2 separate regions of the Mus musculus genome follow, and region 2 is linked to region 1. A link is a contact called in ENCODE Hi-C or POLR2A ChIA-PET data. All regions are on one chromosome and are shown on one strand. Each heading gives the region's core, a stretch centred on a gene start or an enhancer-like site at or near the end of the contact. The rest is flanking DNA. Distances are from core to core; before and after follow the strand shown. Region 1 holds the start of Ddit4 (DNA-damage-inducible transcript 4). Region 2 overlaps Gm40673 (a long non-coding RNA gene).

Evidence for each region. Hi-C counts contacts between places; a loop is a spot of excess contacts on that map. ChIA-PET counts read pairs that join two places held with the same protein, here RNA polymerase II (POLR2A).
Region 2: a map of heart shows a loop between it and region 1 (2.9-fold over the local background). The contact joins the enhancer-like site here to the promoter of Ddit4 in region 1. A Hi-C loop is called at or near these places in 11 of 37 maps with a recorded cell type or tissue (Patski, T-helper 2 cell, adrenal gland and 3 more). POLR2A ChIA-PET finds 5 or more read pairs at or near these places in 4 of 5 experiments (Patski and embryonic stem cell).

What each region holds. Positions count from the first base shown.
Region 1 is chr10:59,949,546-59,955,642 of GRCm38, reverse strand. Ddit4 (DNA-damage-inducible transcript 4) reads left to right here and starts at 3,873. Exons shown (of 3, transcript NM_029083.2): 1 at 3,873-3,946; 2 at 4,071-4,326; 3 at 4,614-5,968. The coding sequence starts at 4,131. The coding sequence ends at 5,107.
Region 2 is chr10:59,914,843-59,921,693 of GRCm38, reverse strand. It overlaps Gm40673 (a long non-coding RNA gene), which reads right to left. Exons shown (of 3, transcript XR_871747.2): 2 at 6,541-6,643. Among named protein-coding and RNA genes, the nearest start is that of Gm40673, 8.8 kb to the right of the region's middle. Within about 2 kb of position 4,962, at least 2 of the 3 ENCODE cell types and tissues checked have a DNase peak (open chromatin) inside an H3K27ac peak, as active enhancers do; they include gastrocnemius and heart, where a contact is called at or near this core.

The DNA.
Region 1 (6,097 bases), core at 2,624-5,123:
TGTAGATGTATTTTTACTATGCTAAAACTCGGGTGTTCATCATCAGATGGCCCCGGAGCTGGAGTGGGTGCTGGGGACAGAACCTGGGTCCCCTGTAAGCCGGTTAAACACTCCTCACAGCTGAGTCAACCCACCAGCCTAGATGCTTTTTTTTTTTCTTTTTTAAAGACGAGGTCTTGCATTCTCTGTGTGATCTTAGTATGAACCTGAATGTCTGATTTCCCTGCTTCTTCCTCCCAGGACTCAGAGTACGTGTGTGCCACATACCTGATTTCTGTGGGGTTTTTCCTTGTGGGGAACCCAGAGCTTAATGTGTATTGGTTGGGCTGGTACTGTCTCCACCAATATCATAGTTCCTGGATAGATTCCTCTGGGGGGAAGAAAAAACTCTACAAAATTATCCAGTGCTTGTGAACACAACCCTTCCCCATTTAAGGGAAAAATGGGTTTTTATTTGTAGGGGTTTGTTTGTTTGTTTGTTGTATTCATTTATTTTGTGTTTTTTTGAGACAGGGTTTTTTGCTGTTTAATAAATTAAAAAATTAATTGATTAATTAATTAATTAAAATTTCAAGATAGGGTTTGTGTAGCCTTGGCTGCCCTGAAATTGCTCTGTAGACTAGGCTGGCCTCGAACTCAGAGACACAGAAACATTCACTGACCGAGGCTGAGGCATGCCGTTCAGTTAAAGTGCTTGCCTAGTATGCAGAAAACGCTGGGTTCAATCTGATCCCTAGTAGAACACAAACCAGGATCCACCATGCATGCCTGTGATCCCAGCCCTCTGCAAAACTCAAGCGATCGAGCCGGGCAGTGGTGGCGCATGCCTTTAATCCCAGCACTTGGGAGGCAGAAGCAAGCAGATTTCTGAGTTTGAAGCCAGCCTGGTCTATAGAGTGAGTTCCAGGACAGCCAGGGCTACATAGAGAAACCCTGTCTCGAACCCCCCCCCCAAAAAAAAACCAAGACACTAAATGAAAGGGGTGTGTGTGGCGGTTTACATAGCCCATGATGGTGTCTGTTGGAATAAACTCCTTTTCCTTTCCAAACTGGTCCAAACTGGTCACGGGTTCTTTTGTTTATTACTGTTCACTTTAAAGAAAGATCATTTTTTTCTTGAGCCAGTAGGTTATAGTTCTCTTATGTACTTTTTTTTCTTCTCTTTATCTTTCAAAAAAGATAGTGGAAGAGGAGAGGGAGGAGGGAAAGGAAGGCTGGGATGTAGCTGCTTAGAAGCAGAGCTGTACCTAGCACGCTTGAAACGCTGGGTTCATCCCTAGTGTGAAAAAAACAAAAACAAAAACTCAGAACCAGGCAGGCATGGTGGTGCACACCTTTAATCCCAGCACTTGGGAGGCAGGCAGATTACTGAGATCAAGGCCAGCCTGGTCTAAAGAGTGAGTTCCAGGACAGCCAGGGCTATACAGAGAAACCCTGTCTTGAAAAACAAACAAAAAACAAAAAACAGCCAGGCGTGGTGGCACACGCCTTTAATCCCAGCACTCGGGAGGCAGAGGCAGGCAGATTTCTGAGTTCAAGGCCAGCCTGGTCTACAGAGTGAGTTCCAGGACAGCCAGGGCTACACAGAGAAACCCTGTCTGGAAAAACAAAAACAAAAAACTCAGACCCATGTCCTTAGTCTATGTAAACAGGCTCAGCCTGGTTGAAGGAATGGGTGCCCTGCTGGTCAGCTGATTTTCTTTTTCTCCTTTCTCCCCTGCAGCAGCAGGAAGATTCACTCACGCAGGGCCCCAGCCCTCTCCACCTCTGTGAAAGGCATTGCAGGATGATGTCACCTGCTCTCGCGGAAGCATTTCATCTTACCACCCTATCCGATGTCTCCTAGCAAGTGGCAAGTCTAAATGTCAGGAAAGAATGCTCTTAGGCCTGGGAACTCCAGGGGCAAGCAGTCCTCTATTTTGCAGCTGTCTTTAACTGTGTCTCCTAGTCTGAGCCTACCCCCACCTACCCCCACCGCACGCCCCTGCGGGGGAGGGGGGTGTGTCCATAAATGTGATTTTTTTTTTTTTTTTTTTTTTTGGTTTATTGAGACAGGGTTTCTCTGTGTAGCCCTGGCTGTCCTGGAACTCACTCTGTAGACCAGGCTGGCCTCGAACTCAGAAATCTGCCTGCCTCTGCTTCACAGGTGCTAGGATTAAAGGCGTGTGCCACCACTGCCCTGACCATGTGTCTCCCACCTGTAAAATGAGAGTACGTGTGGGAGAGCTTGGATTCCCATCCTTTTGCAGTTCTAAGACCTGGCTGTTCTAAAAGTCAGGCTTTTAATTTTAATTTTAAAAATATCGGTGGTAGGAGCTATGCTTCGTGACTCACTGTCATCCTGGAACTAGGAAGGCAAAGGCAGGAGAATCTCTGGGAGTTCCAGGCCAGCCAGCCGTGAAACTCCGTCCAAAAGATGAAATTGGGCAGTGGGGGTGGGGCTGGAAAGGACAGTGGCCTGACTTCCCTGGCAAGTGTCATGTGTCAAAGCAAACCTGCCCTGTAGCGATGTGATGCTTGCCTGTCTGATCTGGTTTGGTTCCTGCCCGCCGGGCCAGAGTGTCTGATGTAAGTTTGGTCTTTTCTTCCATCAGGGTCCCAGTGTCCTACATTAACAAACCTTTTTATAAAAAAAAAAAACAAAAAAAAAAACAAAAAAACAGGTCTAGTCCGACTGAATCTCCTCCTACCCTAAACAAATCGCTATCAGCCCTAGAGCATCGCTGCCAGGCTATATTTCCTGTTGCCTCGCCTGAATGATGAAACCCCATATGGCTCTTGCATTTGGACTTTTCCAAAGACCTCGGTCCTGGGTTCCATTGAATTGAATTCTCCTGCCACCCCACCCCCCACCCCCGATCCGCCGCTTTTCCCCCCCTTAACACAAAGCATGGGAGGGGTTCTAGGACCCGGCGGACGCCAGGGGCTCTGCCGCAGTGGGTTTGGGAGGCACTTGGCCCTGCAGTGTTCTGTCCCCCTAAGGCCTGCGGGTGGGTCACTGTGTCGGTTTGATGTGAGCCCTTGTTCCCTGGCCGTGGACCAGGCGCTAAGAATCGGAGTCCGTGAACTCTAACTCCTACCCAAACCCTCTGCTAGAGGACAATCTCGAATTGGCAAGCACTTGATGTCCTCCTGAACCTACACCCTGCTCCCCCGGGGCTGCAGAGTAACAGGAACACTGATGAGGGGACGTGGGAGCCGATGGCCCTGAGATGCCTTGTCTTTGGACCTATTACCAAAAGTGCATCGCGTGTCAGAAGCAAAGACAGCGTGGGACTGATGCTCATGGGACAACGGAGTAACGTCTGCCGCCGCGCCACGGTCCCATGGGGCATCCAGTTGTGCGCCCGGTAGTGTCCTTGGCCCTTGGGCTCCCAGAAGCTAGGGGTACCTTTCTCCCCTGCTCAAGCCGCACCAGGTCCCCCAACTCTTCTTTTCAGTGCAGTCACGGGCCGTCCCCTCCCCCAGCAACGCGCCCCTATAATAAACAAGTCTTTCCTTGATCCTCCCCTACCGCGAGCGCCCTCAGGGACCTTGGCAGCTGCTGAAAGCCGCCTCGGATCCCTTCCAGAAAGGGGGTGTGGCCGAAGCTAAGGCGAGGGGAGAGGGGTTCGGCCGGGAGCGTTCTGGGGCTCCGTGGGGGCGGGGCCAGGCCGCTGTCACCAGGCAGGAGAGAACGTTGCGAACGTGCGCCCGGTGCCTATTGGCTGAGGTGGGCCACACTCCCGGGTCTCGATTGGGCTGCGACCTGGAGGGGGCGTGGCCTCGCCGGGAGAGCCCTTATAGGCTGCTGCTCGCTGGTGCTAGGGATCGCAGCAGGCAGGGGGGAGGTGCGAGAGGGTTCGAAGGGACAGGTCCGGGCAGCGATCGGGGGTTGGCACCAGTTCGCTCACCCTTCGAGAGGCAGAGCGCTCTTGTCCGCAATCTTCGCTGACCGCGCTAGCTGGTGAGTGTCCCTCCCGGGTGTGCACATCTTGTCGGGGAGTGACCTCGGCTCTTGGGGCCTCAGAGCCCTCAATCCTGTGCAACGCCGACACTGACGCCAAATCCTTGTCCCTCTTGTCTTTCAGCGGCTTCTGTGCGCCTTCATTCGGACCTTAGCAGCCAGCGTCCTGGCGTCTGACCCCGCCATGCCTAGCCTCTGGGATCGTTTCTCGTCCTCCTCTTCCTCTTCGTCCTCGTCTCGAACTCCGGCCGCTGATCGGCCGCCGCGCTCCGCCTGGGGGTCTGCAGCCAGAGAAGAGGGCCTTGACCGCTGCGCGAGCCTGGAGAGCTCGGACTGCGAGTCCCTGGACAGCAGCAACAGTGGCTTCGGGCCGGAGGAAGGTGAGCACTCAGCCGGGGCCGAATTGGGTTCGGGGATGGGGGGTGGGAGGGGTCCCGGGAGGTGGGTACGAAGCGAGCTGAATCGGCTCAAAGCCACCTTGGCTTCCCACCCCAGCACGAAAAAACAGATTACTCTAGGGTTAGAAGACAAGACTGCGGGGCGGAAACTGAGGCACGGAGTGGAAAGGGACACTGTTTGCTTAGGCAAACTGCACCTCCCCCGCCCGTACAGCTCCTGTGGAAGGCGCTCTAATACAATACCCTTTCCCTGTGTTCTCTCTATCCAGACTCCTCATACCTGGATGGGGTGTCCCTGCCCGACTTTGAGCTGCTCAGTGACCCCGAGGATGAGCACCTGTGTGCCAACCTGATGCAGCTGCTGCAGGAGAGCCTGTCCCAGGCGCGATTGGGCTCGCGGCGCCCTGCGCGTTTGCTCATGCCGAGCCAGCTGGTGAGCCAGGTGGGCAAGGAACTCCTGCGCCTGGCATACAGTGAGCCGTGCGGCCTGCGGGGGGCACTGCTGGACGTGTGTGTGGAGCAAGGCAAGAGCTGCCATAGCGTGGCTCAGCTGGCCCTCGACCCCAGCCTGGTGCCCACCTTTCAGTTGACCCTGGTGCTGCGTCTGGACTCTCGCCTCTGGCCCAAGATCCAGGGGCTGTTAAGTTCTGCCAACTCTTCCTTGGTCCCTGGTTACAGCCAGTCCCTGACGCTAAGTACCGGCTTCAGAGTCATCAAGAAGAAACTCTACAGCTCCGAGCAGCTGCTCATTGAAGAGTGTTGAACTACATCCTGGGGTGGGGTGCGGGGAGGGTTTCTCACTGCCCCCCAAAGTGAAGACAAGGAATTTCTGTGGTGGAGACCCGCAGGCAAGGACTGAAGGACTGTCCCCTGTGTTAGAAAACTGACGATAGCCACCTGAGGGGCGCAGGGCCAGGTGGGGGAAGGAAGTGTTCTCCAGGAAGTCTCTAGGTTGTATGCAGGTGGCTCCCTGTTGGGGCACACGCCCCTCAGTACTGTAGCATGAAACAAAGGCTTAGGAGTCACACAGGCTTCTGGCTGGATGTGTATGTAGCATGTACCTTATTTTTTTTTATTACTGACAAGTTACAACAGCAGTTGTGGGCCAGAGCCAGAAGGGCAGCTGGTCTGCACTGGCCTCTGCCCCGGCTGGGGGTTGGGGGCTGGGGGGGAGGCAGGGGGAGGTGGCCGACAGTTTGTGTATCTTCTGGTCTGAAAGGACCTAGTGTGTTTTGTCATTTGTTTTGTATCTTGGTTTTGGGGGGTGGGGATCGGCGCTTCACTACTGACCTGTTCGAGGCAGCTATCTTACAGACTGCATGAATGTAAGAGTAGGAATGGGGTGGGTGTTAGGATCATTCGGGATCTTCGACACTTGAAACAAAATTACACCTGGGAGCTGCAGCCAGCCCATCCCGGTGCCCATGTACTGGAGGATTCAACTGTGAGGAGAGGGGCTGGGGTGGGGGTGGGGGGCTGGAACCCTCTTTTCCCAGAGGAGTGCCACCTGGGTCTTCCATCTAGAACCTGTTTACATGAAGTTACTCGCGGTTCATGAATACACTTGATGTTCAAGTATTAAGACCTATGCAATATTTTTACTTTTCTAATAAACATGTTTGTTAAAACACTTGAGTCTCATCGGCGCCATAAATGAAAAGGGAGAGTGGTGGGTGCTGGTCACAAGTTTCATCAGATTTCAGGGGCCACTTGTGTGTCCCCTGACTGCCTGGTAACTGCCATCAGAGCTCCT
Region 2 (6,851 bases), core at 3,713-6,212, 35 kb after region 1:
ACTGGAGGAGTTTCTGGGAGGCAATAATGAGGTGAAGTAGAACCCCAGAACTCTCTCGGGATTCAGATGTCCTTTCAGGCCACGCCTGTGCCAGATGGCAGGCTCGGGTTAGCAATCACGAGCCTTGCTGGGCTTGGAGCTTCAGCTTCTTCCAAGAGACTGACTTTTGAGGAATCCTCCGGCTTGGGAGGCATGACGTATTTGCCGTGGTTCCAGCTGCTAATGAAACCTATGTCTAACAGCCCAGGAAGAACACCGTCTTCCTGACACAGTGTCCTCACCCCTGTTTTCATGTTTACGGGCATCAGGTGCTTGGCACAGGCTGCCACGCCCAGCTGAGAAAACAACCTGCCAGAACTTCCAGTCCCTCTGCCACTCCTGGCTAGCCTGCCACCCTGCGCCACGCCCCTACTGGCCAGAGCACCGCCCGCTCGCTCGCTTTTCTTTTGTCCCCTGCTTGGTCTATTTGCTTGCTTAGACTGTTGTTTATCAACAGGGAGCAGAACATTGGGCTGGCAGCAGAAATGCACGTGGCAATGGTGGCACCGCCCCACACCCCGCCATCAACACATTCCTACGAGCTGTTTGCCGCTGTCTAAGCTGGGTGCGCACACATTTGCATCAGCTCCTGCCAACACAGCTGGGCCTCCAGCTCGTGCACGCAAAAGCCCCCTGGTTTTGCCAAACGTATTCCCGAGTTCACGGGTACAAGAACATCACATGCTCCTCCCTCTGAACTGGGCGGGCCAACCAACCGTTGCTTGCTGCTGCGAGATCTCGGGCAGTGAATTTAACCTCTCTGGGCACCAGATGCTTCGTTGTAAATAGGAATAATAATTACTTCCAGAAGGTGAACATATGTGGCTTTCATGAGGGCGTTATGACCTCTGTGAGGGCTTTCCTATAGGCTTCGAGGCTTAGGAGGGAACAGCCACCCACCCGGGCTGTTGGGACTGGAGTTTCCACTCTAGAATCTGGTCCTGGGCTTTCTGTGTCGCCCTCCCGCTGTTAGATAGCCTTGTGAACAGACAGTACCAGCTGAGAGCTTTGAGTCAGGCCCATCACCTGTCCACAACCCTTCTTAGGAAGAACGGGTATAAAGACTGTGTGGACTACTGTGATATGAACCAGAAGCTTGGGAATTCTGTCCGCAGCCGCAGGGGCTTGTGGGGGGAAAGCAGAGGCACAGTTTGAGCATTGGCCACTTCCTGTCCCCCTTCTCTTGGCCTCTGTGAGCCCAAGTCTATGCTTTCATTCTATCTGCTGGAGACCTGATTTTTGAATTGGGGGCTACCCCACTCATCATTGCCACATCTGGGGGCCTCACTCAAGCTGTCCTACCTGCCACGGGGACCATCTCCTGCTCCTGACTTCTCCTCTGTCTGTCTCAGCCCTCAGGCCCCTTCCTGGCAGTAGCCACTTTGTTGCTGTTGTAGAAATTATGTTGCCTGCTTGCTTTGTTGTTATTGTTTTTATTAATTAGAGTCTCAGAAACTGCACGCCTTAAATCCCAGCACTCAGGAGACAGAGGCAGGTAGATCTCTGTGAGTTCGAAGCCAGCCTGGTCTACAGAGAGCAAGTTCCAAAGACAGCCAGGGCTGCACAAAGAAACTCTGACCTGAAAAAAAAAAAAAAAACCGACAAAAAGCCAGCGTCTCTTGTATCCCAGACAGGCTAGAACTCACTAAGGAACCAAGGATGCCCTTGAACGTCTGATCCTCCCACTTGTACTGCCTGAGTGTCCTGACAGGGTGTGTACCACCACACCCAGATTATGAGGTGCCAAAGATCGAACACAGGGCTCCTTTCTAGATGTGTACCACGAACCACACTCCTAACCCGGCTAGCAACTTTCTTGTTTTGTTTTGCTTTTTTTTTAAAACCGTGGCTCCACTCTTGCAGGAGGGAGGGGAACCGAATGTGCAGAGAGGCCTGAGAAATGCCTGGAAAGCCGGGGCAGAGCACGCTGGACAGCTGTTGCTGCAGAGGCAAAGCTGGAGACTGGCACTGACTCAGGCTTTTCTAGCAAACAGGATGTCGGCTCCCCCAGACTGTAGTGACGTACACTGATTCCTGCACACGGGATGGGATGATGGGAAGCTGGTGGTGGTGGGCAGATCCCGACCTGACCCCTGCTGAGGCCATGCTTCCTTTTTTCTACATGGAGGGATTCCCTCAGAGAGCCCTGTTGGCCTAGCAGAACTGTGGCAGATTGTCCCTCCTTACTCTCCAGAAACCCAGCAGGAGTACAAACAGGGAGACTCACATGTCAAGATTCCGCTGGACTCAGTGGCCCAGGCCTGCCATCACAGTTTAGGAGACTGTGGCTAGAGAATCCCAAGTTCAAGGCCAGCCTGAGCAACTTATTAAACTTCTAAAAATTAAAAGGAAAAGGAAGGGCCGTGAGGTGGCTCAGCTGGCGACGGAGCCTGCAGGCACCACAGCTTCAGGTCCTCGGATTCCACAGCCTAAGTAGTGTATTTAGTAGTTTTTTTCCTTGGGATTATTTTTCTACTTTTTTTTTTTTTTTTTTGAAACAGGGTTTCTCTATGTAGTCCTGGCTGTCCTGGTTATGAGCAATGATATGTATGCTTATGTGTATGCTTGCGTGTATGTGTGTGTGAATATATATGTGTGTGTGTGTGTGTGTACATGTGTATGATGTATGAATATGTGTATATATGCATATACATATATGATATTTATGTATATGATGTGTATTTGTATATGTTTATGTTATTTGCTTTTTCAAGACAGGGTTTCTCTGTGTAGCCCTGGCTGTCCTGGAACTCACTCTGTAGGCCAGGCTGGCCTTGAATTCACAAAGATCCCCCTGCCTCTGCCTCCCAAGTGCTGGGATTACTAGTGTGCACCACCACTGCCTGGCTTCCTTGGGATTTCTTTTGTCAGAGTTGTTGGGAATTATGTTGAATCTGGTGCCTCAAACAACAGACATAGGCTGGGCACGTGTCTTGGCTGTTAGAGTGCTTGCTTAAAACACGTGAAATCCCTGCTCAAGCTCCAACACTGCATAGCCTGCCTAGCGGTGCACACCTGTGATCCCAGTCTTTGAGAAGTAGATGGAGGAGGAAGTTCTGGGTTATCTTTGGGTACACTAGAGGTTTGTAGTTAGCCTGGGCTACTTAAGTCTCTGAATGAAACAAAGGAAAAACAAGACCCAGCAACATGCTAACAAGGACTGGCTCCGTCCAAGGTTGTGAGAGAGTCTCTGTCTTTAGCCTTGATCTGAGAGTTTGCTGGCAACCTGTCTCATGACTTGGCATCATAGAAGCGTCACCGAAAAGTCTGTCTATCTCTTCACATGGTATGTCCCCTGAGTCCCTCTTGCACACATACTTACATGTGAATGTCCATTTGACTCATAATGACCTCAGTCTGAACTGTGGCTTCCCTGACGGCAAAGGCTGAAATGCAGTTTGTGGCTTTCAGGGATTTTTCTCACAGTAATGTGTCATGACCTGCTTGCTCTCTGCCTCCCTTCTGTGCCAGGGATGGAACTCAGAGCCTTGCCAGTTCCAAGCAAATGCTCAAAAGCTAGCTATGGCCTCAGTCCTTGTTTTGTTTTTTTGTTTTTTGTTTTTGGTTTTTTGAGACAGGGTTTCTCTGTGTAGCCCTGGCTGTCCTGGAACTCATATTGTAGACCAGGCTGGCCTCGAACTCAGAAATCTGCCTGCCTCTGCCTCCCGAATGCTGGGATTAAAGGCGTGTGCCACCACGCCCGGCCTTGCTTTGTTTTTTTGTTTGTTTGTTTTGTTTTGTTTTTAATTTATTATTAATGTAAGTACACTGTACCTGTCTTCAGACACTCCAGAAGAGGGTGTCAGATCTTGTTATGGATGGTTGCTAGCCACCATATGGTTGCTGGGATTTGAACTCAGGACCTTCAGAAAAGCAACTGGTGCTCTTAACTGCTGAGCCATCTCACCAGCCCCTTGCTTTGTTTTTTGAGGCAGCATTTTACTATGAAGCCCAGGCTGGCCTTAGAGATGGGATCTTACTATGTAGGCCAGGCTGGCCTTGAACTCATCACCCTTGTCACAGCCTCCCAAGTGCTGGGAGCAGAAGTGTGTACCTCCACGAGGTGTCCTACAAATCAGGCTGCTTTATTTATTATTTATTTATTTTTATTTTTTATTTTTTTCCTTTTTCGACACAGGGTTTCTCTGTGTAGCCCTGGTTCTCCTGGAACTCACTCTGTAGACCAGGCTGGCCTCAAACTCAGAGATGCCCCTGCCTCTGGCTCCCCCCAACCCCCCTCCCCCCAGTGCTGGGATTAAAGACATGCAATAGCACTGGCACTGCCTGGCTATCTGTCTGTCTGTCTATCTATCTATCTATCTATCTATCTATCTATTTTAATTTTAAATTAGCTAGTTATAATATTCGAATCTTTCATAGCCAGGGTAATTGCATAGCACTGAGGAGGCTGAGGCAGAGACTGCCCCCTAATGACTGTCTAATCTACTCCAAATCTAATTATTGTTTTTCTTCCTCTGCTTCCCTCCATCCTTAAGCTTTTCCTTGTTTAGCTCATTTATCTGTTTACTATTATCGATTATTATTGCGGTGCCGGGTGATCAACCCCACCACCACCACCACCACACACGCACTCACGCACGCGCGCAATCAAGGCAGTGCTGTCCCACACAACTCAGTTCCCACGTCGTTTTTTTCTGAGCTAAAACCCAGGACAAGGCTTCTTTTATTTTTTCCTGTCTTGGGGTGGGGTGCTCCTGGGGCCCCTCGTGTGACAATGTCTTTTTTTCTCTCTTTTTCTAGGCGTACTGGGCAGGAAGACTTGTTAAGACTGGCCTTAGGACCTCCTAGACTTGTCTGAGACCTACCTCCCTGCAGCTACAGGCAGAAGCGGGGTAGGGGAGGGGCATTGCTCTTGACTGAGGACCGCCCCCTTCGAAGCTGGTCCTATCCCACCCTGGTGTGGCTGTCTGCTGCTATAGTCATGGACCCTTTCTGGGAAGTCTCACGAAAAGGGCAGGAGGAATGCGCGGGGTGCACTAACCTGAGTAAAGGGGCGGCAGGGGCAGGGGCGGGGGCAAGAGTGGGGGTTGGGGTGAGGGTGGCGCTTCCCTCAGTTCTCTGCAAGGCTTGAAGCCTTGGGTTTTAAAAACTAGGTCCTAACAGGCAACAAGGGCATTAACTAGTAAAAGGGGAGAAATTTCTGCAGCAGCCAGTGACCCAGACTGCTTTCCGCCCCCAGCCCCGGGCTTGCTCCAGCTCGCCAGCAAGTTTCAGCCAGTGTGTTTCTGGTTGGGATGGAAGCCAGGGGTCAGATAAAGTCCCAACGTATTTTGCAGCACTGTTGACATTTTGCCCAGTGCCTCTGCTGGTGACAGCTGCCAGGAGCATGTGTTGGGAAAGACTGTCTAGAAGTGGATTTAGTTGGGTTAGAGGGAGCCAGAGAAGTCAGTAGTACCATGAACCCCATTAGGCTACTACCCCAGAATTTCTAGGGTCAAGGTCCAGTCTTATTCTTGCCTTGTTTTCTTCAAGACAACTAACCTTAAGGTTCCATCAGAGTTGCAGGAAGAGGGTTTGTTAGTTATCTCAGCCACGGGGGTAGTAGCCAGAACATACAGATGACAAGACACCGTGTGTCAGAGGACTCTAATCTCTCCCTATGTACTGTCTCATTTAGGCACAGAGGGATAGGGTCACATGAAATCACCGACAACTCAACTAGGTGACTTCAGAACAGAGAGTCACCCATGACTTCCCAGATGGGCTAAACAGGTTCTGAGATGGGCTGGAGAGAGACCAGGGTGAGGTGAGAAGGTGCTTGCAGTAGGTCACGCAATAAGAATGAACAATGAAGCTTGCTGCTCTGTGCGCTAACTTTGATCCCTGTCTGTTTTGAAACAGAGTGTCAAGTCGCCCTAGCTGGCTTTTGAGCTCACTGTGTAGCCAAGGATGCCCTTGAACTTCTGATTCCTCTACATCCACCTCCCAAGTGTTAGGATAAGGGCATACCTCACCACGCCCAGTTCATTCAGTGCTAGGGACCAAACCCAGGGCCAAGCACTCTACCAACCAACCCTCAACGTTAACTAAACGGCAGCAGGCCAAAGGTTTGCACATCCTTGCCTCTGGACCAGCAGCAAGCATTGCACCCAAGGGGACAGAAGCCCAGACAGATGACCCCAAGCCTTGGCAGCCTTTCTTTCCTGGCCCAGTTGGTCTAAGCCAGTTGTTCCAGGTCTTGTGGGAGCTATGTGAGACAGACAGTGGGTTAATGTGCAAGCTGGAGACACCTGCTATGTTGTATATGTCCTACAGCCCAGCCTGTGTCCACAGCCCTGGTGTGAGCCAGCTGGACCCACCCTTGTCCTAGGCCACGTTCAGCCACCCAGGAGCTCGGGTGATAGCCCACAGGTGAAAATGGCTGTTGGGTGTCAGCCTGCCACTTCATTGTTAGCTGTGTGTTCTCATCCACACTGGGTAGCTACTGTGGCACCATAGTTACTATGCTCAGAAGCAGCTCCTGAGCCAGAGGACACTCACCAGGGGACAGTCCTTAAGTGGGGTTTCCTGCGCACAACAGGTTGGGACAACATCTCCACTGTCCTCTTGGAGCAACCAGGCTTGCTCTTTGTTGCTTAAAAACCTTCCCAGAAAGAGACAGGCAACAACATTTACTCCTCAGATCCCAAGACAAACCAAGACACAAATCCACTAAAGTTCACTTTGGAAGACCCCGTGAGTTTATTTGGCTTCTTTATCTAGACTCGTTGAGAGTTCCTTACAGAGGTGTGTGTGCTCCTCCCATAAGGCCACACCTAGAAAGCCTTACCATATGACCTGAGGAATTCCTA